Linked DNA regions of Mus musculus: regions 2 and 3 are each linked to region 1. A link is a loop called in an ENCODE intact Hi-C map of the cell type or tissue named here. Cell type or tissue: left cerebral cortex. All regions are shown on one strand.

What was found. Peaks named below come from ENCODE experiments on the same cell type or tissue, not always from the same donor. Only the 100,000 strongest peaks of a DNase experiment are listed, where the experiment ranks them.
Region 2: it touches region 1 in a loop (4-fold over the local background); 7 of 42 quality-filtered maps call a loop at or near these places.
Region 3: it touches region 1 in a loop (3-fold over the local background); 4 of 42 quality-filtered maps call a loop at or near these places.

Annotation. Positions count from the first base shown.
Region 1 is chr7:99,266,319-99,274,318 of GRCm38, forward strand. Map6 (microtubule-associated protein 6) reads left to right here and starts at 1,129. Exons shown (of 3, transcript NM_001048167.1): 1 at 1,129-2,995. The coding sequence starts at 1,704. It overlaps Gm26705 (predicted gene, 26705), which reads right to left and starts at 900. Exons shown (of 4, transcript NR_103487.1): 1 at 827-900; 2 at 89-153. In left cerebral cortex, no CTCF peak of the experiment used is centred here; DNase peaks (open chromatin) are centred at 1,076, 1,920, 4,786 and 5,432; H3K4me3 peaks cover 5,885 bases; H3K27ac peaks cover 3,469 bases.
Region 2 is chr7:99,360,775-99,368,774 of GRCm38, forward strand. No RefSeq gene overlaps it. Among named protein-coding and RNA genes, the nearest start is that of Serpinh1, 12 kb to the left of the region's middle. In left cerebral cortex, a CTCF peak has its summit at 4,547 (motif pointing left); a DNase peak (open chromatin) is centred at 4,532; H3K27ac peaks cover 711 bases.
Region 3 is chr7:99,319,247-99,327,246 of GRCm38, forward strand. It overlaps Map6 (microtubule-associated protein 6), which reads left to right. Exons shown (of 3, transcript NM_001048167.1): 3 at 1-1,106. Among named protein-coding and RNA genes, the nearest start is that of Gm40449, 18 kb to the left of the region's middle. In left cerebral cortex, no CTCF peak of the experiment used is centred here; DNase peaks (open chromatin) are centred at 3,583, 4,468, 5,401, 7,126 and 1 more place; H3K27ac peaks cover 244 bases.

The sequences.
Region 1 (8,000 bases):
AGTAGAAAAGAAGGCAGAAACACAACCGAGAATCCCCTCAAAGAGGTCTCCCTTTTCCTAGGGAACTGTCTCTCATCCAGCCGCTTACCTCCTCCCTTGGGTCTCTTTCCAGAATCTTCCTTTTTCTCCCTTTCCCCCAGTGCAGCATCTGGGCTGGAGAAGAACCAATTTTATCCTGGGAGAGTAGACTCACTGCTTCCCAGTTGCTTAAAGAAGGAACAGCCAGAGTATGGCTAGGCCGGCCTCTCCCAGGCCGGCCTCTCCCAATCTCATACAACTGGGGAAGCCCTGTACACATAGGCTTAGGTCAAGAACCAGCAACACGGAGCATAAGTACAGCCTGATAGCTGACCAATTAACTGCAGCTCTCCCTTTTAAAGTATCTATTCAGGGGCTGAGTGGTTAAAAACTTGTATTGGTGTTCCAGAGGACCCAAGTCCGGGTCCCAGCATTCACATGGGGGTGGGGTGGGAGCTCATAGTCGCCTGCACAGCACCAGGGAAATCTACTTCTGACCCTCTGGCCTCAGCAGGCACCAGAGCCCATGTGCATATACCCACACACAGACAAAAGCACATAATTAAAAGGTGGCGCACGCCTTTAATCCCAGCACTTGGGAGGCAAAGGCAGGCGGCTTTTCTGAGTTCAAGGCCAGCCTGGTCTACAGACTGAGTTCCAGGACAGCCAAGACTACAGAGAGAAACCCTGTCTCGAAAAAACAAAAGCCAAAAACCAAAAAAAAAAAAAAAAAAGTAAAAAAGATTTTTAAAAGAAGCCAAAGCATCTAGTCTGAAACAGACATTTCATGGAGGCGGGGCGGTCTTACACTTAAAAAATTAGTATTCATTGGTTGGGGCGATTTTACGAAAGAGAGGAGACTCGGTTCTAGGACATGAAGCTGGCAACTCAAGGACAGCAAGTCCTCAGGAGCTTGGGACTTGAACCTATCAAGGACCCAGTTCTGCTGTTGCCTGGGAACAGAGAAGGGAGGAGCTGCCAGAGAGAAGGGAGGAGGGGACAGGGAGAGGGCAACCTCTCAGCTGCGCGCCCTGACGACAGCAGGTGATTTTTTTTTTTTTTTCTGCAGCGCGCATACTCTCAGCATCTTTTCTTGATCACCCCACCTCCCTTGCTGAGCCGCAAAAAAGGGTGGGGCCGCCTCTCTGCAGCAGAAGACGACAGCGGCAGCGGCTGCGGCATCACCGGGGGTATAGATAGAGGCCGTTTTGCTCTCTGCTCTGTCTGGGTTGGAGGTGACCGCTGCCAAGCCTCGCTAGGCGGCCGGCTGAACCAGACGGAAAGGAGATAAAAGCCTGCTTGCGGATCCTTCCCTGCGCCATGGCTTAAGCCCACAGCCTCTTTGCCAAGCATCTCCTTGCTCTGCCGGGGTCTGCTAGACACCGCAGTCGCAGAGAGGGCGCGCCCAGACGCCCTAGGCCTGGACTCTGGGACGCTGAGCCTCGCTCCTATTCTTCACTGCCCACAGCAGCTCCTCTGCAGCAGGCGTTTGCAGCCGGCAATCGAGGGACTTTACGGACTTTATCTCAGCGGTACCTTGTCCCCGGGTGCTCTTTGAGGGTGGAGGACGAGGCAAAGGGCTTCTAAGGGAAGGAAGCGGTGGGAACCACATTGGCGGGTCTGGGTTGGGGTTAAAGGGAGATTGGAGATTTGATTTAGGACCACAAAAAGGCTTTGTGGCTAACATGGCGTGGCCGTGCATCACAAGGGCCTGCTGCATCGCCCGCTTCTGGAACCAGCTGGACAAGGCGGACATTGCGGTGCCGCTGGTTTTCACCAAGTACTCGGAGGCCACCGAACACCCAGGCGCCCCTCCGCAGCCGCCAGCTCCGCTGCAGCCCGCGTTAGCGCCCCCCTCGCGTGCTGTCGCCATAGAGACGCAGCCAGCCCAGGGAGAGTCGGATGCAGTTGCCCGGGCAACAGGGCCTGCGCCCGGGCCCAGCGTCGACCGCGAGACTGTAGCCGCCCCCGGCCGGAGCGGGCTGGGCTTGGGCGCGGCCTCAGCCTCCACTTCCGGCTCAGGCCCCGCGGACTCGGTGATGCGACAGGACTACCGCGCCTGGAAAGTGCAGCGGCCCGAGCCAAGCTGCCGGCCGCGCAGCGAGTACCAGCCGTCCGACGCGCCCTTCGAGCGCGAGACCCAGTACCAGAAGGACTTCCGCGCCTGGCCGCTGCCCCGGCGCGGGGACCATCCCTGGATCCCCAAGCCGGTGCAAATCCCTGCGACTTCGCAGCCTTCCCAACCTGTTCTCGGGGTGCCCAAGCGTCGGCCTCAGAGCCAAGAGCGCGGGCCCATGCAACTTTCTGCTGATGCCCGGGACCCGGAGGGTGCTGGAGGAGCCGGGGTGCTGGCGGCAGGAAAGGCGTCCGGTGTAGACCAGCGCGACACACGTAGGAAGGCAGGGCCAGCATGGATGGTGACTCGCAACGAAGGGCACGAAGAGAAGCCTCTGCCCCCAGCCCAATCCCAGACCCAGGAGGGTGGTCCTGCAGCTGGAAAGGCGTCCGGTGCAGATCAGCGTGACACACGCAGGAAGGCAGGGCCAGCATGGATGGTGACTCGCAGCGAAGGGCACGAAGAGAAGCCTCTGCCCCCAGCCCAATCCCAGACCCAGGAGGGTGGTCCTGCAGCTGGAAAGGCGTCCGGTGCAGATCAGCGTGACACACGCAGGAAGGCTGGACCCGCGTGGATGGTGACTCGCACGGAAGGGCACGAGGAGACGCCGCTGCCACCCGCCCAGTCTCAGACCCAGGAGGGCGGCCCCGCAGCTGGAAAGGCATCTGGTGCAGACGAGCGCGACACGAGGAGGAAGGCGGGGCCGGCCTGGATGGTGCGTCGCTCGGAGGGGCACGAACAGACACCCGCTGCCCATGCCCAAGGCACAGGGCCTGAAGGAGGCAAGGGGCGCGCGGTGGCAGATGCCCTCAACAGGCAAATCCGGGAGGAGGTGGCGAGTACAGTAAGCAGCTCTTACAGGTGAGACTGGGGCAGCAGGTGATGCTGGTCACCCTCATCCCCTCGCGAGGACCACCCATTCTACCCCCACACCGAAAGCTTCGCATTCAGCTTCTTCTCCAGGGCCAGACCACACCCTCTTCAGCCACATTCCAGAACCCTTTCAACCCAGACTTTACTGCCCCACCCTGTCGGAAAGCCCTTAACAGTTTCCACACTGGTTTTCCCAGCTTGTTTTTTGTGCCACCCCTAAGCCACATTTTCCTCTTGGCTGCCTAGCTCAGCTCCCTATCTGCCCCACAGAGACCCTGTCAGTTTCCCCCTGTCTCATCAGTTCGCCTGCTGTCCCAGCCTGGCTCCCGTCCCCTAGTCGCCTCCACTCATTCACTTCTCACTTACTTCCCCGTGAGACCCTTTCTCCTCCCCAGTCTCTTACATTGTCCTGGTCTCTTCCTATTCGATTCCTCCCCCAGTTCCTGGCTGACACTCAAGCGCCACACCCTTTTCCAGATTTCTCTACATGCTCCTTAATAACTGGCTCTAGTACTTTGAAGTCATTCCCCTCCTGCCTCTTCAGTAGCTTTGACACATTGGGCGAGCTTTTTAACCTTCCTGGGCCTTCACATTCTTATCTGTAACTGGGATCAATAATAGTCAACTTAGAACTATCCACACAGGACTGATTTAAGCTGAGATATTCTGTACAGTTTTGAGGATAGACTAAATGCCAAACATGGCTCTAGCTGATGGAAAGATGGAAAGAGATGACTCGGGATGACTGGCCATGCCTGAGATGTAGTGAGAGGTCTTGTTTCCATTTATACTCTCCTATGTGATGCCCCCTTATTCTTGATTCTGCTTCCTGGATGTCCCTAGCCCTCTTCCCTGTTGAGGCAGCTCCTTTCTTCCTTTGTGTTCAGATGTTTCTATTTTTTCTTTTAATTAATTAGTTAATTAATTAATTTACTTATTCCCTTTACATCCTGCTCACTGCCCCCTACAGTCCTTCTCCCCATGCCCCACTTCTTCTCTAAGTGGGTGGGGTCTCCCCCTGAGTATCTCCCTACCCTGGTACATCAAGTTTCTGCAGGGCTAGTCTAATCCTCTCCCACTCAGGCCAAACAAGTCAACCCAGCTAGAAGAACATATTCCACGAACAGCCAACAGCTTTTTGGGGTAGCCCCCATTCCAGTTGTTTGGGACCCACATGAAGACCAAGCTGCACATCTGCTGTATATGTGCAGAGAGGTCTAGGTCCAGCCCATGTATGCTCTTTGGTTTGTGGTTCAGTCTCTGAGAACCCCTAAGGGTCCAGGTTAGTTGACTCTGTTGATCTTCCTGTGGAGTTCCTATCTCCTTAGGGGCCTACAATCCTTCTCCCTATACTTCCACAAGACTCCCCAAGCTCCATCCACTGTTTGGCCATGGGTGTCTGTATCTGTCTGAGTCAGCTGCTGGGTGGAGCTTCTCAAAGGTCAGACATTAATGTGTCCCTTATCCTCTGGCACATTCACGTTCCTTGAAAATGAACGCTTTCAAACTTAGAAACATCCCCCATCTTCCTCCACGCACACCCTGTTTATACAATTCTCCCTGTGCTGCATGCAGCCTTGGCCTGCTTTCTCACCTCACATCCATCCAGTGCACATCTCTGAATGTTTAGCTTTTGGGCCTTCCTTTATGTTTCTACCAACATCAGCTAGCTGATAGATCCTAGTTGACTTGAACATGTAGCAGCACCGGGCTTGGGTACTGAGGAAGCAGATGTGTGTGATAATGATGGAGCTGGCCTTGTGCAGCTGTGACTTCTGAGGTCTTCATTCAGCTCCACAGTCAGTTAGGTGCCCTTTTCCTAAGTGTGGAAGGAAGGGCTACAGAGTTAGTGTCTTCTGCTAACCCTGTGTGTGGGCGCTTCAGTAGGCTCTGCAGGCACTCCTCTCATGCAGCCAGAAGACTGGCATAAATAGAGACTCTATTGTTAAGGCAAAAGTCAGAGCCCTGCCTCAGAATTCCATGGCTTCCTGCATTCTGGTTCCCACTAGGTACCTCTCTCTGGGTTAACTGATATCACAACCAGACTGACCTTCCAGCATTAGTATATTACTTCCTTTCCAAGGTCTGGGTCAAACAAGGACGAAGCTCCTTTTCCTTGGACAGCCACAGGGAAGTGGGGTTCTCATAATAATGTTTATACTAGCACTGGAGGATCAAAAGAGAGACAGAAACAAACACCCACAAGCCAAGATGAATGTGAGTTTCTGATTCTGCCCTGGTACTTGTGTTCACAAATCCTAGTTCATTTATCTGAAAGGTTGGTCTGTGGGTACCCTGGCATTGGATTCCTGCTTCCCCTTTCATCTTCCACTCTGCCACGCCCTGGTGGGTGGAACCTTACGGGTGGAATCTGGCGAGTGGATCCACCCAGCAGGATCTGCCCCTTCTCACCTTCATAGAGATCAAGCCAGTTGGATTCAGAGAGCCAAGGCTCCCACACCGCCTTGGGTGATCCTGCTCAGTTTATGTTTCTGAGCTGGCTGGAGTTGTTCTATTTGTGGAAGCTGGGTCAGACAGCTCGAGAATGAGCCCGCCCCTCAGATGCGACGACTCACTTCAAATGTTGGTCTGTGCCTTTGTTCCAAATAGCACTCTACCCTGCAACAAAGCCTTACCTGTGGTAGGCATGCATGCCCTTGTCCACTTTCCAATTACACAAATACTGGCTGCTTAGACTCGTGTAGGGGACACGAGTCTCTTGAAGATCGCTTTTATCTGCTGTCAGAATTCTATCAACTTATTATGAACAATCTTTGAACACCTCGATTCTTTTTAAATCACATTTTCTGTAAAGTACATATATTTGACTTTGTGACCATCCATGCCCTTTTGTTGTATTTTGAAATATTAAGAACATGTGTCTTTCTAAAAAACAGACATTTCTTTAATGAACAATTTGAATTTATGACAAATTTGTTGCAAAACTTACTTTGTTGCTGTTGTTCCATAAGAAACACTAATCAATTCCAGGGAAATGGACTTTGGGTGGAAGTATCTGTAAAGAAGTAATATGTTCTATAAATTAACATAACATAGTATAGATAAAAAAATGTCTGGGATGTATAGACCTATTTGGAACATTGTTTTTTTCCCCTCCCCTATTGTCTGACTTTCTTTTCCTTGCTATGATTCTGGAGAGCTCTTTAGTTTAAATATACCCCATGTCCATTGTAAAGGGGCCTGGTGTCACCATAGAAGCCAAATTAGGCTCCACATCAATGGCAATTTGATTTATACGACCTTCTCTTCTCGCCATGGCGGCTGTTCCCTCTCCTGGGCCTTACAAGTGACATCCATCACATGGCAGCAGTGTGAGAGAAAAGGACATGTCCTCCATCATCGCCATGCACTGGTCTGTGATTTAATGCACATTCTATTCTGTATGCAGAATCGTATATGTGCAAATGCGCAGTCAGTGAATAACATCAGCTACCCTGGGCTGCTCTGGCTTTGAAAAATTGTTCTTATCAGCAGGTATAAATGGTATCTGGGGGTATCTTTGCCATTATCCATAATCATGAGGTTGATAAAATTTTAATGTATTCTTTTGACATAGATAATACTATAAAATCAAGAACCACGTCTTAAAGGTAGATTTTATTGGGGAGTCACTTGTGACATTTGACCTTGCATCCTCAATTAGGAGATAGATGAATCGTAAGGAAGGCATTAAAATTCCCCTCCCAGTTAACCCCATTGCCTTGGCTGTCTGCTAACAGGATGAATGTGGCACCAGGTGCTCCTGCAGCGATGCTAATGACAACCTCTTCCTAGATGTAATCAGGGGAGGCTCTGGGAGGTGAAACTAGTAAACCAGAGGCAAATACTTGAAAGATGAAAACAGTAGCGGGAAGTCAGAAGGAAAAGAGCCTTTGGTTTCCAGCCTTGTGTGAAGGTTAGAGAAGGCAGGTCTGACTTGGCTTACACCCTATGCACCAACTGCATACTTCCCTAATTTTCCTCTGCCCAAGTTCTAGCAACATCTCAAGACAACCTCAGATGCTGACCTCTCAGCACCTTCTTCTGCCCGGCCTTTCCAAACGATTCCTTCCTTTGTAGTCACAATGTGTGAGACAAACTCTATGTGTTGGATGTGCTCGCCCACATCTCCCCAGCTCCTGAGGGCTCAGATGAAGGGCTTTGTTTTGTTGGTATATTTCACAGCTTAATTCTTTCTAGGAATTGTTGGTCATATGGGACTTTTAGGGCTTAGTGAAAAATTTATTCACTTCCATATTGATAAATTTCCTTCAATTTAATGTGGTTGAACTTACAGCATAAAATGACCCCCAAGCCCTGCTGATGCCAACCAAGGTGCTGGGGGTGGGGGGGAACCAATGAGTGAGCTTAAATCCTACGTAAGGAAGGGGGTCATGTCTTCTTTAGAATAAAGCCTGAATTCTGCCACATTATTCCAGAAGGAAATGCTCATCTGGGGAAAGGCAGATAGACCCACAGGCCTCTCTGCACACAAGTCTTCACCTAGGGCAAGTGGCTCAATCTCTCTGCATAGTACAATCTCTAAGAATGCTAATGCAGGGCTTGGAGAGATGGTTCAGTTAGTAGCGTGATAGCTGTGAAAGCAAGAGAACCTGAGCCCGGACGCCCAGAACTCACATAAAACTGTCAGGTGGGGCAGCATGCATCTGTTACTCCAGCCCTGGAGCAAACAGTGACATCCATGGAGCTCAGTGGCCAGGTAGCCTAGTCAAGTGAGTGAGTTCTAGGTTCAGGGAGAGATCTTCTGCCAAAACGTAAGGTGGAGCATGACCAAGGAAGATATCTGCTATTAATCTCTGACCTCCACATGCGTGTGCACATGTGTTCAGATGTGCACATGCACACAAATGGTTATACACACTTTTTTTTTTAAAGAAAATGCTGATGTATAGATGCCCCACCCAGAAGTTCTGATGCAGTGCATCTTGGGTATCTAGCCGGGACATCTGAACATTCTAAATTCTTGGTGATT
Region 2 (8,000 bases), 94 kb after region 1:
AGAGAGAAAAGGGAAGGAGATGCTTCAAAGAGCACAGTGGACCAGTCTGAGCCTTGAAACAAGAACAAGAGACAGGAACGGATTCCTCCCCCCCCCTCCTCCTGATCCTCCCCTCTCTTCCTCCTTTTGTGTTTTTCCTTTCTTTCTTTTTTTCTGTTTTGCTTGTTTCGATTTGTGGAGACAGGGTTTATGTATTCCAAGCTGGCCTCAAACTCCCTATATAGCGGAGGGATGACCCTTGAACTCTTGACCCCACCCCCAACCTCTCAGGCGCTGGGATATAAGGTGTCACCTTGCCAGTTTTAAAGAGGTATCACATGACACCCATCTTCCTGTACCCCCAGACCTTGTGTCTACCCTGCTGTGTGGCTTCAAAGGAAACATTTTCTCTAGCAGCCAGGGAATGACACACCGTGGCTTTGAAATCAGGCCTCGGGCTTGGGTCTGTGAGCTACACCAGAGGGCACCAGCAGGCTCCTGGTGGCTTCCTGGTGGCTTTGTCTATAAATTGATTACTTTGTTAATTCTCTCCAGGCCCTAGGCAGAGCCTTTGAGGCGTTGGGAGATGAGAAAGGGAGAGCTGGCTTCGAGGCAGCTGGGGTTGAGGAATCTTGTCCAGCAGTTGAGGGTTTCAAAGGCTACATTAGTACTCTGGGTAGATCCGGAACGTTTTTGAGGAGCAGTCAGAGTCTTTGAGTGCCTCAGGGCCCACACTTTCCAGAAAGTCCTTGAGGGTCCCTCCCAATCCCACCTCTCAAATCACTGTCCCAAGCCTCAGGGTCACCATGAAGTAAGAAGAATAATGGTTCTTATACACACACACACATACACACACACTCACACATACACACACACACTCACACTCACACACATTCTCACACATGCATATACTCACACTCACACACATCTCACACACGCACACATACACTCACACACACACACACACACTCACACACACATTCTCACACATGCATATACTCACACTCACACACATCTCACACACACACACACATACACTCACATACACATTCACAAACACTCACACACACACAAATAAACACACACAAATTCACAAACACACACACATACAAATACACACTCACACACACATTCACAAACACACACATACAAACATACACCCAAACACACTTGTGTGTGTGTGTGTGTGTGTGTGTGTGCACTCGCTCATGTGTGCATGCCAGGACACACATGTGGAGGTCAGCCTATAACTTGCAAGAGGCAACTCTCTCCTTCCACCATGCAGGTCCCAGGAATGGAACTTGGGCTGTCAGGATTGGCAACAAGCAACGGGTTTTTAAGGTTTTGGGTTTTGGTTGTGGTTGTTTTTTGTTTTGTTTTATTTTGAGACAGGGTTTCTCTATATATTCCCGACTGTCTGGTAACTCACTTTGTAGAACAGGCTAGCCTGCACTCACAGAGACCCACCTGCCTCTGCCTTTGGAGCCCTGGCATGCACCATGAAGCCCAACCCAAACCCACAGTTAGTAGAAGTCAGTCTCCCAGTTGCTTTGAAAGACAAAGTAATGAAAACAAACCAAACCACTGGTTTGAGATGGTGAATAAGCTGGACAGCTGCACGTCAGCCACAAGACATGCCTCTCCTCCTTCCCTTGCTCTCTCCTTCCTTCCTAGCAGCTCTGAGACTCTCTTCTGCCCTCCTGGAGTATGGGACAGGGGGAATCCTTCCAGTCAGCCAAAAAGCCCCCCATCCCTGAGCATTGAGTACAGGCACATCCCTGCCGTTCTTTGTTTGTTTCTGTCTTCTCTTAGGTGAAGCAAACACGCTCTGAGGAAGCCCTGTGGACCACACTGTTCTAGCGCCTGGAGGAAAGGCTGAGCGGATCTGACCTTTGCTTCCAGGGCTGCCATGTTGGCCATGAACTGAGAAACGAACCTAACACTAGGAAGGAGCAAAGAGGAGGAGACAGACAGACCTTGAGTTACCTGGTCATTGAATAATGAGATGCCATCTGCCTTTCCTGTGGCCATTTGTCTCAAACTCAAGTGCCTTCAAACAACACAAATTTATTCTCCATGGTTCTAGAGATCAGAATACTAAATATGGCACAGCACTGTGTGGGGGTGAATCTGCGTTTATTTTTTATTTTTATTTTTTTTTTTTTTTTTGGTTTTTTCGAGACAGGGTTTCTCTGTATAGCCCTGGCTGTCCTGGAACTCACTCTGTAGACCAGGCTGGCCTCGAACTCAGAAATCCGCCTGCCTCTGCCTCCCGAGTGCTGGGATTAAAGGCGTGCGCCACCACGCCCGGCTGTTATTTTTTCTTAATGCTGTGACAAAATAGCCCAGGAAAGACAACTTAAGGAAGGAAGGAAGGAAGGAAGGAAGGAAGGAAGGAAGGAAGGGAGGGAGGGTTTCCTTTGGCTGTGATTTGAGGGATACAGTCCACCGCGGCAGTGAGGTCACAGCAGGTGTGGGGACAGCTGGCTCCATCATGGTTGCAGTCAGGAAGGAGAAAGGTGGGGAGGGAAGAAGAGAGGAAGGAGGGAGGGGAGGGAGAGGGGGGTGCTCAGGTCACTTTCTCCTTCACTCTTTTTCTAAGTCCATGCTTCCCGCCCATGAGATTATCCTGCCCACAATAGGAGATGTATCTCCTAGGTGATTCCAAATCCAGTCAAACTGATAAGGAAAATCAGCCACCACATTGTCCTTCTCAGCCCCAAGGTCCCTATGGCTCTGTGACTCTCTCAGCCTCTGCCTCAGCCTTCCAAACCAGCTTCATAGCCAGGCGGTGATGGCGCCTTAATCCCAGTATTCGGGAGGCAGAGGCAGGCGGATCTCTGAGTTGGAGGCTAGCCTGGTCTACAGAGTAGTTCTAGGGCAGTCAGAGATATTCTATCTTGAAACACAAACAAACAAAAAAAACATCCCAGCAGCACTGAGTCCCTTCCCTAGGCCACCTGCACCCCTCCGGTCATCTCCTTATCTGGATCTGACTTCCTCTTGTAAAAAGATGCTGACTGTTGGTCTCGCTTCTCAAAATTGTAACTTAGTTACACATGAGACTCCTCACTACAAAGCAAGATAGATTTCTTGGTTCCAAGGATTAGGGCACAGGCATTTCCCAGGAAGCCATTATTCTTGGAGGAGGCCAGGATCCCCTCACAGGAAAGTGCAAGAACAGAGGAGCCAAGGCCAAAACAACTGGGGCATGGTCCAGGGGCAGCAAGAAGGCTGGATTTCTAGAAATCAAAGCCCTGCTCAGCCTGATTTCACCAATCCATTCACGAGGCTGACCGTACCTCCATGTACAGTCATGGTGTGCTCCAAGAATCCAGAGGGTCAGGGCACTGAGGACATTCAAAGTGACCTCTTCCAACCCCCTGCTCCTGGCTATCACCCTGGTGTGGAGATTAAAGTAAGAGCCCTGGATGCTCATAGGCGTGTGTGACCACTCCTCAGCCCAGTCTTATAAGGAGCATGTGTAACCCCTGGTACCCAGGTATAATCTTGGTCTTTCTTCCTCAGTGAAGGCCAGGATCCTGTGGCTGAGGGAGGTCGGGCCACGAAAGTGGTTTGGAGCAGTGGTAGGAACCTTCAATAGCTGTATTGTTGGCTCTGGGCTGGGGCAGGAGAGGCACCAGGGTCTGCTGAATGGGGCATCTGTACTTGCTGAGTTGGGATAACCAGATCAGGAACTCTCTTGGGAGATACCTCCCACTTCCCTTCCCAACTTGCCCCCAATTCAGTCCAGGCCCTGCCTTTTGGCTTGCTGTGCATCCCTCAGGGACCACAGCAGTAACAAGCTAGCTCTCTGTGCTACGGGCTATTGAACTGTGGTCTTCCCTGTTGGGAGGTAAGCTCTGTAGATAAGTCAGCTTTCATCAGCACTGGTACCACCCAGCATCTGGCACCAATCCAGAGCTGGGCTCAGAGAAAGTGTTCCATGTTACGTCTGTGATGGATCATGCATGCATGGATACACGGACACGGGGATGGATACATGGGTGCAGAGGTTGATGGCACTGCCATCTGTGCTTTACCTGGTCACTTCCTTCTTGACCTTTGCCCCTAATATGTACAAACTAGCCTCCAGCCCCCTCCACACTGTTGCCAGGGGATCATTCCAATATGCCATCTAGTGAGAGGCTTTTTGGAATTACCAGGTAGGCACTCCCAGGTCGGCACTAAAGCTTCCTCTATGCCTGCCAGCTTTAGCAGCATCCTCGTGGTTTTCTCTTCCACCTCAGGCACTCTGGTGTTCCCTTCATCCTTGCTCCTCTCACAGATGCCAGCTCTGCCCCAGGCCGCCTGTGCCCACCCATTTCCCTGGGCTTCTCTCACCTCAGTACCAGCTGTAACTTCTGGTTAGCACACTTGTCTTCTTTTCCATAACCTGAGTGAGACCCAAGTGACAGAAACTGAGTCTGATGCATGCCATTGTTCTCTTCAGGACCCTAGGCGTGGCCATACACAGTAAACGCTAAGAAGATGTGTAAGACCAGCCCCAAGACACCGGGAGGGACGAGACCTGACCAGTGGACACTTCTGCCCTCTGGTGTTCCTTTTAAGCCACTGCACGTCCTGAAGCTTTCAGACTAGTAACATCAGTTAAGATCAAATCTGTTTAAGAAGGACACTTACTGGATCCCACCTTAGCACCTATGAATTAGAAATTTTAGGAGGTATGGTCCATTTGTGTTAAGGAGCCCTCCAGGTGTGTGGATGTAGGCTAAAGTTTGCAAACGATTTTCCTGGCGCCTGGACAGGAACCTTCCTGAGAAGCCCAGAAGATGGAGGAGGCAGGAGGGGCCTGGAAGCAAGGCTAGAGAAATACAGGATGCTTAAGTAAGGCTGACTTTCAAATAAGATGAAACATTTTGTTACAAATGTTGCTTTAGACACCCCAACTTAAAAAAATGTTTCTCTGAAAACTCCTCTTTAGTTAGGGGTGTTTTCTTGCTAAAGCTTGCAGCCTTATGTATAATACAGGCACATTTCTCTGCCGTCACCATCTTGAATCCTTTATATTTTAATTTTTTATTACCTATTTAATGTATTATTCGTGGGGGGTGGGTAGCTGGGGGGTGCATGTGCACTTGTGTGAGCATGCCAGGGATTGTGTGCGGAGGTTAGAGGAGACTTTTCAGGAGTCTGTTTTCTCCTTCCTTCACGGATTTTGAGGCTGGAACTAAGACTGTCAAGCTTGCACAAGGAGTTGTTTTTGTTGTTGTTTGTTTTTGTTTTTGTTTTGCCTGCTAAGCCACCCTCAGCCCACAGTTTGAATTCTTAGTAGTTTTTTTATTTGTGGGTTTTTTTTTTTCTTGTTGCTGTTTTACACAGGGTCTCACTGCGTAGCTCTGATTGTCCTGGAACTGGCTATGTAAACCAGGTTAGCTTCAGTCAGGTCAGCCTCAAACTCACAAATATCTGTTTGCCTTTGCCTCCTAAGCACTGGGATTAAAGGCATACGCTACCATGCCTGACCTTAATAATAAGCCAAGTACAATGGCAAACCCTTATAATCTCATTAGGCTTTTGAGCGCTCAGCACTGAGAATTCCAGGCCAGCCTAGGCCATGCATGTAGTTCCAGGTGAGTCTTACTTAACTACGTAGCAAGACCTTGTCTCCAAACAGTTTGGCTGTTTCTGTTTTTTTGTTTGTTTGTTTGGTTGGTTGGTTGGTTTTTTTTGACAAGAAGCCCTGCATTTTCTTCATGAGCTGGGTCCTGCAGACTGTAGCTGGTCCTAGATGGTCCTTTACCCAGAGCACAGGGATTGAGAGCTCAAAGGCAGGGCTTGGTGAGTGCAGACCTCCCAGAGCCTGTGCCTGTTCTCTCTGCTAAGCTCACAAAGTTCTCCCTTTGCCCTTTCTCCAGTGCCTCTCCCTGCTCCCTCACTCCTCCATCCTGACCTTCTCTGTCCACCTTTCACATATGACAGTTACCATCCACATCACCACCAGCTCTAAGCTTGGTTCACTAATCTCCTCATTATTGATTTTTATGATGGCCAACGACATCTTTACAGAGCACCAAGCAAGTAGTGCTTTCTCTCGCTGCCCTTACGCTGCAAACAACTGGGGCCTCTGACTGCCTCTGGGCATGCATGCTCTGGGCAGGATCTGCCAACGGCTTGGAGGAGAGCTGAGTGTGGGATCCAGTTAATGTCCAACTAGGGGAGAGCCACTGCCCGGGCAGGTAACCCAGCAGCAGGGCTGCAGGATGACTTCCTGAGCATCCACTGTGTGCCCAGCACGGTCCTGGAGAGTGGGGACTGAAAGATGAAAGAAATAAGCATTGAGCTTCCATGGAATGTCCCTTCCATTCTGCCAGCCTGTCTCAGGTTTGTGCCTTGACTCTAGTGTCCTAGTCAAACAGCGGGCATCCACTCTGTCATTTGCAGAGGGAAGCAGTTACTTCACTCTTTCTCAGAGCTTTCATTCAAAGGGCCGAGGGGATGACTGAGTAGGCAGAGTGTCTGACAATGAGACCACCGACCCTTCTCCCCCTGTAACCATCTTTGCTGCTACCTGTGGCCTGAGGTAGGTAGAGTAGAGAGTAGAAAACACCCTCCTTGCCTGGGGGGGGGGGTTAACTCTCCTTTAACTCAGCACTCAGGAGGCAGATCTCTGAATCTGAGACCAGACTAGTCTACAGAGAGTTCTAGAATAGCCAGGACTATGCAGAGAAACTCTGTCAGGAAAAAATCCAAAAATAAATAGATGGAATGGATGGATAGATAGATAGATAGATAGATAGAGGAAGAAAGAAAAGAAAGAAAGGAAAAGAAAGAGAGAGAAAGGAAGGAAGGAAGGAAGGAAGGAAGGAAGGAAGAAAGAAAGAAAGAAAGAAAGAAAGAAAGAAAGAAAGAAAGAAAGAAAGAAAGAAAGAAAGAAAGACAGACACAGCGGGAGCCTGGCTTGGGGTGGCTCTCTGTCTGGGACATGGCACATGTTCAAAGCTGACTAATTGATAGGTTTTCCATCCCAGAATCATTTCACCTGTCAGCTGGTGACTTGATGGAGTCTTAGCAGTTTCCTCTCTCCTTGTGCCCCCCACCTCCCAGCCATAGGTCCTCACCTATTCACTGGGAGCAGGCCCCTCGATCTCATCCACACAAGCAGTGAGAGCCCTGGTATGGACGGACTCTCCCCAGCGTAGCCGCACCCAGTCATCAGCCTCAGCACGTGTGGGACCAGCCTGGTCCTGTGAGTCCCTCAGTGGAGTAACACACAACACTCTAGTAGCTCTCGGAACTCTTCCTCATTTGGCACAAAGATGGGAGAGAAGCCAGAGCAGAAAGATAATTTCCTCTTAAAACCAAACCAAACAAAACAACCCCTTTTCAAAAGCAGGATAGGTATCAGGCAGGGGCTGGTGGGTCAGGTCTGGGGGCACCCTGTGGTGCTCAGCAGAAGGTGTGGGGTACTCTGGTCTCCAACGTTTAGAGCCCTTGCTGAGACCTCGGGGACAGGAAGATTCCTGAAGCTGGTAGAGGACAGAATCCTGTGCTTGGAGAAGCTGCAAGAATTGTTCTTATGCCCCTGACCCTCATGGCTGCATTCTTGTCTACAGGGTTGGCCCACCCCTGCCTCCTCCAGATTAACTCCCCACTAGTTGGAGCTACCTTCTTCCTACATCCCCTTTAAAGCATCCCCACTCCCCCCAACCCCCATCCCAGCAACTGATGTGTCTTGAAAATTGTCTTTGTGTCCCAACTCCATCAGCTTGTGCCTTTCTTGCAGTGTCGTGGGTGGGTCCTGGCCTACCGTTGGGTTCTGGTGTCCACAAAGGCTGCCTGGTGAGACGTTCCTTTACAGCAAGAGCAGTAGCAACAGGACAGGGGAATTTGTACTCAGCCCTGGCTGTACGCCATGCTGTCCCAGCCCTTGCTACTGTCACCTGAGCAGGGACTGTCAACCCTGTGCAGTCTGGAAACAAGCTCAGAGGCAAACACCTCTGGCTGGGGCCCCCCAGAAGGAAGACAGAGCTTTGATGGGAGTCTTTCTGCCACAGAGG
Region 3 (8,000 bases), 53 kb after region 1:
ATGCCTAGAGCTCAGCACTGTTCCTGGCTACCTGTTAGCCAGCCTTACTGTTTACCAGAGACTCTATCAAGTGCTCCAACTGTAGCGGCCGGTGCGTGTTCCTCTCAATCCCCGGCGTCAGTCAGATCTGCTGTTAGCCACACTTTGATTTCCCTGTAGAATAAACATATGTTTCATAGATCAAGTAAGTCAGAGTTTACAGTGCACAGGGATCCTTCATTCGGTGTTCGTGTTCTGCACACCTTGTGCCAGGCTTGGTGAGCAGACAGGTCTCTATATCAGCACATCCAGACAGAGCTGCATGACGACCCCACATGTGCCGTGACTCAGTGGAATTGGTGTTGTGTGCACTGTAGTTTGCCATAGCTTACCACAAGGGCCCCCAGAGCCTTAGGGGCTGAATTCCTTACCCTGTCCTGCCTGAGGCTTTAGGTGACCTGGATAATGTTCTTCTCAGGCTGTCAGGGTTCCCCCCCCCCTTTTCACACACCCACCTAACGAACACCGTTTGCTCTTGAATGTTTCACTCCACTCACAAGAAATGCCCTTTAATTTCTACTGTTTACAAACAAAGCTCTCCAGGTCTTATTCTGTCTCTCAAGTGTACTGGACAAAACTGACCGTGGTTCCTCAAGCAATGTTTGGTGTCACCTCTCTGCAGGTGACCAAGCCCGTTCCTCACTTCGTACATTTCCCTCTGTTCTCTGTTCACCCTGGAGCGAGAGAGCTGGAACGGGGACTTTTTCTTTAATTTGTCCTGCCTGCAAAACTCCTGGAAGCTATGCCCGGCTTCCCGTTCTCTGCCCCAGCTCCCAGACAGCAGAAGAAGCTTTGTCACACCCAGGCAGAGAGGAAGTGTCTACTTAGGATTTTGTGGCCCGGGTGTTGTTGCATACCACAGATTGTCTATGGATCATGTAGTGCTCCCCTCTCTTGGTGCTATTTCATTCCTGATGTTAGTAAAAGAATGACAAAAACAAAAAAAAAAATTCATGTATAGCCAATTGATTGTGACGTCACGTGGTCTGTGCCTGCTCAGAAAGCAAATCAATGGGTTCCCCCCCCCACCACCACTCCCAGTTATAAATAAATGCTAAAGACAAACACCACTTTCTTGATCGTATTTCCTTGGTGAGGCCCAGCCTGAGTAGTATAAAGACAACAGCTTTTGGCATCTGAGCCTCTCTGGACAAGATGAACTGTGCCCTGCAGCTTCCCCGGGGGCCTCCATAATGCAGCTTGCCTCTTTTAGATTGCCTCTCAGGTACTAATTGCAAGCAGTCAGAGCTAAATGTTGGGAAAGGCGAAGATGGACCCAGAGACGCCCTGGCCAACAAGGTAGTGTAAAATTTTCATGCCGTGTCCCTGGGACAGTGACTGCCTGAGCCACCCGCCGCCTCACTGCAGTGAGAAGCTGCTGCCTAACTCTCCCCTTCTGTGGCCAGCGGCAGTGGCAGCGGCTGCGGCAGCGGCAGCGGCCCTGGCCTCCTTTCATGCGGGAGTGCAGCTTACTCATTTAATCCATGGTCATGCTACAGGTTCCACCCGGGGTTGGCTCTGTGTTGTGCATGTGCCTGACATGGGAATGAAAAAATGGCCAGGAGAGTGGCTCAGACAAGGATTCAGTGAGTCAGGGGACTCGGAAGCTCAGTGGAGAACAGTTTTTCCCGTGGGGGTGGGAAATAAGAAAAAGCTTCCTGTTGGAGGGCACTTAGAAGGGTGGCAGGATATACGTGTGCTGGGCGTGTAGGGCAGGTGCCAAGGCAAGATTCGGGGATGGGAAGGGGTGGGGTTGGTGGAGTGCTTCAGGGCAAGAACCTCGGGCGCTCACTCTGTTGTCCTTCTAGTAAAGCAGGAGACAAAGACTTTGATCCCGTCGTTTCTCCAACCTGTGTCTATTGGATACTGTTGTATGCCAGGCTCTGTGCTAGGCACTAGGGAAGCCAGGAGACTGAGACCATACCTCTCTGATCACAGTGGGCGTGGAGGAGGAATCTGTTCTAGCTGGTTCCATGGATGAGAAAGGACTCAGCAGATGGGTAGGTGATGATCGGGTAAACAGAACGGAACCTACCCAAGGCATGCCAGACAGAGGGGCGTGCCCAAGCAAAGGTGTGGATGGGGCCATGAACCCGACAAGCTCAGGTTGTGGGGGTGGGGGTGACAAGGGCAGGAGAGAGCAGAGTTCCATGGCGGAAATGCCTTGTGTCCCATTGTGGGCGGCTTCTAACTGGGGCTCCATCCCACGTACCCAGGTTGCACCCGTGCCCTGCATGCCTGCCATCCTGCTTCTTGCTTTTCCAGGCCACAGTCGCGGGTCCTTTCCCATTCTCCCTGAGAGCCCTAGGACGGCACTTCCATTGCTGGCCCTACCCCAGCATTTGGGAATGTAGTGTTAAAAATCAGTCTAGAGTATTAATATTTTGAAAATTACTACATATTTGTTTTCCAGATGAATGGAAGACATTTGCACCCAGCTGTTATTTTTATAAGAGGCAGGATACAGAACAAATGCTCAACACATAAAGATATAGATAAGTGTTAGTTTTCATTTCAGAGACTAATTAGGATTGGGAGATAGGACAGGAGAGATCAGAGGTGCAGATAGAGGCGAAAGAGAGAAAAGAAGGAAACTACAGAACATCAGAGCGCCAAGAGTAAGCCCAGAGAGTGAGGGAAGAGGAGATGCTGACAGAACCAGGCCAGGGCAAGAGGAGGAGGTCCAAGGGAGGAGGCCAGAGAGCAGGTCAGCCTGGCCTGCTTCATCTGCACCACCCAGGTGACCCAACCCAAGCCCACACACCCATGGCTCCCGACACGGCCCAGAGCCCCAGCACAAGAACCTACAACCCTGACTCATATCACATTCCTAAGACAACCGACAACTAAACCAGGCAGGTAGCTTTAGAACTACCTGCTAGTTTACTGTTGTAAACTAGTTAGATGTGAGTTTCAATTCTTGCTTCAGGTGTATATATTTTTGGTGCGGTTCCACCCAGGGTCATTCCCATCTCACAAAAGCTGTGGACCCCTGTGGTACCTCGTGGTGGTTTCCAGGGCCATGGACTGCTCAAATGCTGAAATGCTCACATCTCAGGTATCCAAAGTTTCAGGGTGCACCATGTAGGCCATCAAGCACTTAAAGCAGGCTGCTGCTCCCTAAACCCTATCCCAGCACAGCCTGGGCAGTGGCTAGAACCATGGTGACAGAGATGCCCTTTCCCGGGGCCACACTTCACAGTCTGGCAGGTACCCCAGATTCTTGCTCCAGCATCTACAGGGCTCACAGTACCCCCCTAACATTTAGGCCATCCTACATCAGCCATGCAGCATCAGGAGAGCAAGTCTAAACACCTCAGGCATTTCCTCAAGGAGTTTGGCTGAGATGGAAAGGGCCCTCAGACACTGTGGGGTCGGCAGCTGGAAGCTGGGTCTTCACTGGCCTCTTGGATGGAGTCTTTGTACCCTTCTCTAGAAAGAAGGACTGTAAGCGTGGGGATGGGACTCCAGAGTGCAAGGGACACAGACACTAGGCAGATTGTTTCAGTACTGTGTAGTACTGGGGTGGTATGTGATAAAATGAAGCTAACTGAGAAACTAGTCATACAAGAGGTTGAATGAGTCAAACAGTCCAAAGACAACCGCCGCCTTGAGAGAATTCCAGCTATTGGATTCTTTGGAGTCCATGGACTGAATAATGTCCAAACAATTTATACTTTAGTTGCTTACAGAGCAGTCTCTCTATGAGCACAGCGAGGCAAGCATTTGCCCAGGTATCAGATAAGGAAGGGGTAGCTCCAAGGGGAAGGCTCTGGCCAGCTTGGCCCAGCTTGAAAGACAGGAAGCTTAGGACTGGCTGGAATGAATCAGGTTCCAGACAAGTGGGACCCCTAGGGAAAATTACACCCAAAGCAGGCAAAAGTACACTGTGGCCTGGCCGTCACAAGCCCTCCAGCGAGCAAGCCCAGCACTCCCTTAGATACTAGAATCCAGTGTGAACTGGGAGGAAATCAGAATTGGACCAGGTCTTCTGTTACCAGCTGTGTGATGGAATCCAGAGGATGCTCTGAACACTGGAGAGTGGAGGCCACTCCTTGGTGCTTTTTATTCCGAACACTTGAGTTGAGCTGAAATGTCTGTCTCTGTCCTCGAGTGAGTGGCTCTTGGCCACTTGCTCACTAGGGACCATACTCAGCTGTCTCAACATAGAGTCTCAGGAACCTTACCTGGGGCCAACGAAATTTCAAGTGCATAGAAAAGTAAATTATTGCCACTGCTATGGGCGGAAGCTGCTGGAGGGCTCTCAAAGGGGCCTTGCAAGGCTGACCATGTCATCCCCTGCTTGAAACCATCGGCTCCGGCTCCCACGGCCTGCAGAAGCTTATTCTCAGTCACCACGCTGCTTCTCACCTCCATGCCTTCCCCACGCTGTCCCTCCTACCCAGAATGCCCTTCTCCTGCTTCTCACCCGGCTAACTCATCCTTCAAGACTCGGCTCAGGGGACTGCTCCAGGAAGCCTTGCCTGCACCTTCCAGGCTGGGTAAGATGCTCCCCGTGTGTGTGTCTTCATCGTGGAACTCATCACATGTCCTGTGTCATCAGCTCACATGTGTGTGCCCTCCCCGCCCCCCAAAACTGGATCAAGCTCCTCCAGGGGAAGGGTCAGCTCCTTCTGTCATCTTCTTCCTGGCCCAATGTCTACCACAGAGAATGTCTTCTGAAGTGTTGAGTGACTCCTGAATGCGTGGATGGGTGAGTGACCATAAGCACTGTGTGCCCATGTTCACCGTGGTGCCTCCACAAGGCTCCTTTATTCTGCCTCACAACTTCCCCTGCTCCTAAGAAAGGAGTGGTTGTGGTGTACTCGCCATGTCAACCACACAGCAGAGTCAGCTGCCTCTATGACCGCCAGCCTCGGTTTGGTCTGCATCCCTTTGTACTTGATGTAGCTACTACCTCTTCTAAGCAGTCTTCAATTCAGAAAATCACAAGCTCTCAGATACAAAGTAATCTTTTGTTTGGTTTGGGTTTTTTTGTTTTATTTTGTTTTGCTTTTTGAGACAAGGTTTCTCTGTGTAGCCCTGAAACTAACTCTGTAGACTAGGTTGGCCTCGAACTCTGAGATCCACCTGCCTTTGCCTCTGCTGGAATTAAAGGTGTGCTCCACCACCGCCCAGCTCAGAGTAATCCCGTCCCCTTCCCTGCTCAGAGCAGAGACCTCTCATCCCTGGCATAGCAAAGAGGCATCTCCTTCCACCACCCACTCTGAATTTGAGCTGGCAGCAGCCCTGTTCTCTAATCCAAACTCTGCTGTTCCAGCTGTGTGACCTTGGCTGAGTCTTAGAATGTCTAAAAGCCTCAAAGTTGTTGCTGTAATACTAGACTGTCTCACCCTCTAAACTGATGTGGTATCCAAATTCAGGAAATGCAGATTGGGGCAGCCAGGAATCTGTTTGGTGCTGGAGCTTGCAGGTGGCAGCTGGAAAGAGTGCTGATAGCAAGGGCTCCTGTCACAGGTCCCTGCTCTCTTGTGAGAGCTGGATGCAGGTGGACCACCTCTGGCAATAGTTGAATTCCCAGTGCTTTGCTAGAGACCACTTCTCTCCCATCTCCTCCCTCTCACCTCCTTGGTTCACAGTATCCTAGCTGCAGCCACTAGCAGCCACTGGAGGAGACGCCATTCTCTCTACAGCAGGACTGAGATCCAGGCTGGCTAACATGGCTCTCACTGCCCCCGACCCCCTGCCGCCGCTCTCACTGCCCTGCCCCTGCTCCAGCCCTTCATGGGCTCCCTCCTCTCTGAGCGCCTCTATAAATCACCTGTGCAGATCCCAGCCTTGCAATTACGCGTCCTTTTACACGGAATCTCTCTGGTCACAGAGACACAGAACAGACCTTGATGAATTGCTGAAGATTGCTATCTTTTGCTTTACGGGGGTCGGGGGTGGGGGGTGGGGAAGCATGCAAAAAGATTGATTTGCAAATTCCCAGGAGCACAGAGTTAGATAATAGCTGAGCCATTTCTGTCTGGCAGCCTCAGTCCAGTGCACTATATTTTTAAAAGAGTCAATAGGATTACCAGGTTCTTGGCAACTCATTCAGAGACTCAATTCTGCCCTTGACTTTGCCTTCTTGGAGTTAAAATAACCAAAGATGCTTTTGATAATACTTCTTATATATACAACTGGGAATTCATTTCATTCTTAGGTCAAATCTACAAAATTTATTTAATGATTTTTTAAAAAAATAAATAGTAAATACATTTAAAGGGCCACTTAGCCACTTAGCTGACTTCAGAAGCCCACGCCCACGTGGAGAGACAGAGCCCCCAAGTCTTAGAAGAATCTGGGAACCAGGCTCTGGGCTCTCTAAGTTGCAGGGCCGGTCCAGCTCACAGGAAGGGAGGAAACACTGACTTTACCCGACTTGGTCTCACAATAAGGCTCTTTACAGATAAAGGAATCAAAACTCAGTGACTAAGTCACAAAATCAAACAGTCTGTGAGTGTGAGCCTAGATTTGACGCCAGTGGTTGATGCTACAAAACTCACTCTTGGTCCAGCCCTTGGATGCAGCTAGGACTCCTGCTTTCCCAGAACACCTGCACCCTACTATAAGCAAGTCTTCCCCTGCCCCCTTCTCAGGGACCATAGCAACCTCTCACCAGAGGCCCTGGATTTGTAGGCAAATTGTGGGTGGGGCTCACTCTCCTACGGGTAAGCCTTGTGGATGCAGCCTCCCCCTCCCCACCTGTGATTCCAGCTCCTCATCCACCTGTTGAGCCACCTTGGGTGAACTCTGCCCGGCTGGTGTCCCTTCTGCTACCGTGCTCAGGTAGGCTAGCCCTTGAGCCAGGACGCTGCTGCTTTCTGGAACTGTTTTCTCTGTTAGGGTGTGTTGCATGCTGGAGGTAAACTTGGGGACAGGACAGTCTGGCATGGTAAATTCAGGAAGGGCTAAGGAGGGGGGCGCCGAGCTGGCACTGCCTAGGGATCTGCTCTAGAAGATGCATTTCTCAGAAGGTGCAATTGAGGCCTCAGAGCCTGAGTCCTGCAGAAGTCATGGAAGACAGCCAGGGTTGTCAGCCGCAGTGCAAGCCAAACTTGGTTCTGAGCAGCAGATGTACTTGGGTCTCGGTATTTGCAGAGAGGAGGGAGCTCCTCCATGGAGCCGTGCTTTGCTTGTACTGTCTGGGGCAACTCTGGGCAACTCGTAGTCCCCTTCTGAGCTCCTTTCCTCCTCTAGAGAGTTCAAGAGAGAACAATCCCAAGCTGCAGGGCCTGTACACTAGAAAACAAAAAGCTGTATCCTATCAAAGGTTCCCTTAAACTTAGATAGCCCTGTTGAAGAGGTCTGGAGATCCTGAGGCAAACAAGGCTAGGAAAATGTGCATGTCCTATATACATGGCCATCAGAATCTGATGTAATGCAAATTACTTCCTAGCTCCCCGTTTAGGATGCCAGCCCCTACCGTGTACCAGCCTATGCTATGCCTCCCTATTTCCCAACTATATTCAGTGGCCACACACTGAGTAGGCATGTGTGAGACGTTAGGGGAAGGAAAGAGGGGAGGGAGAGAAGCAGTAAGCATCGTCCATGTCCTTAGAGGGCCCAGTCTAGAGACAGCTACAGCCTGATGAGAGCAGCAGCTGTGGAGGAAGGAGGACACACAGTGGGAGTCAGAGATGCTCTCACTGGGTAGGCAGCCGAGAACCGAGAACCGAGTCTTCATCCCTGAGGAGGGTCTCCTAGCCTGGCAGGCAAGGAGAGCAGGAAGGCTGGTTGGTAGGGGTGAGTTCAGAGCTAAGAAGTTGTGTTCTGTTTGGAGGTCATACCTGTGGCTTAGCTGTCAGTTCTGAGCTCTGGTTCCTGAGTGGTGGGAGCTGCCTGAGACCCGTAAGGGATAGTAGTCTGACCGGAGACCTGTAAGAGATAGTAATCTGACCAGTGAGAGCTGCTGAACTCTTAGCTGTGGGGCGTATGCTACCCAGAGAGGCTGG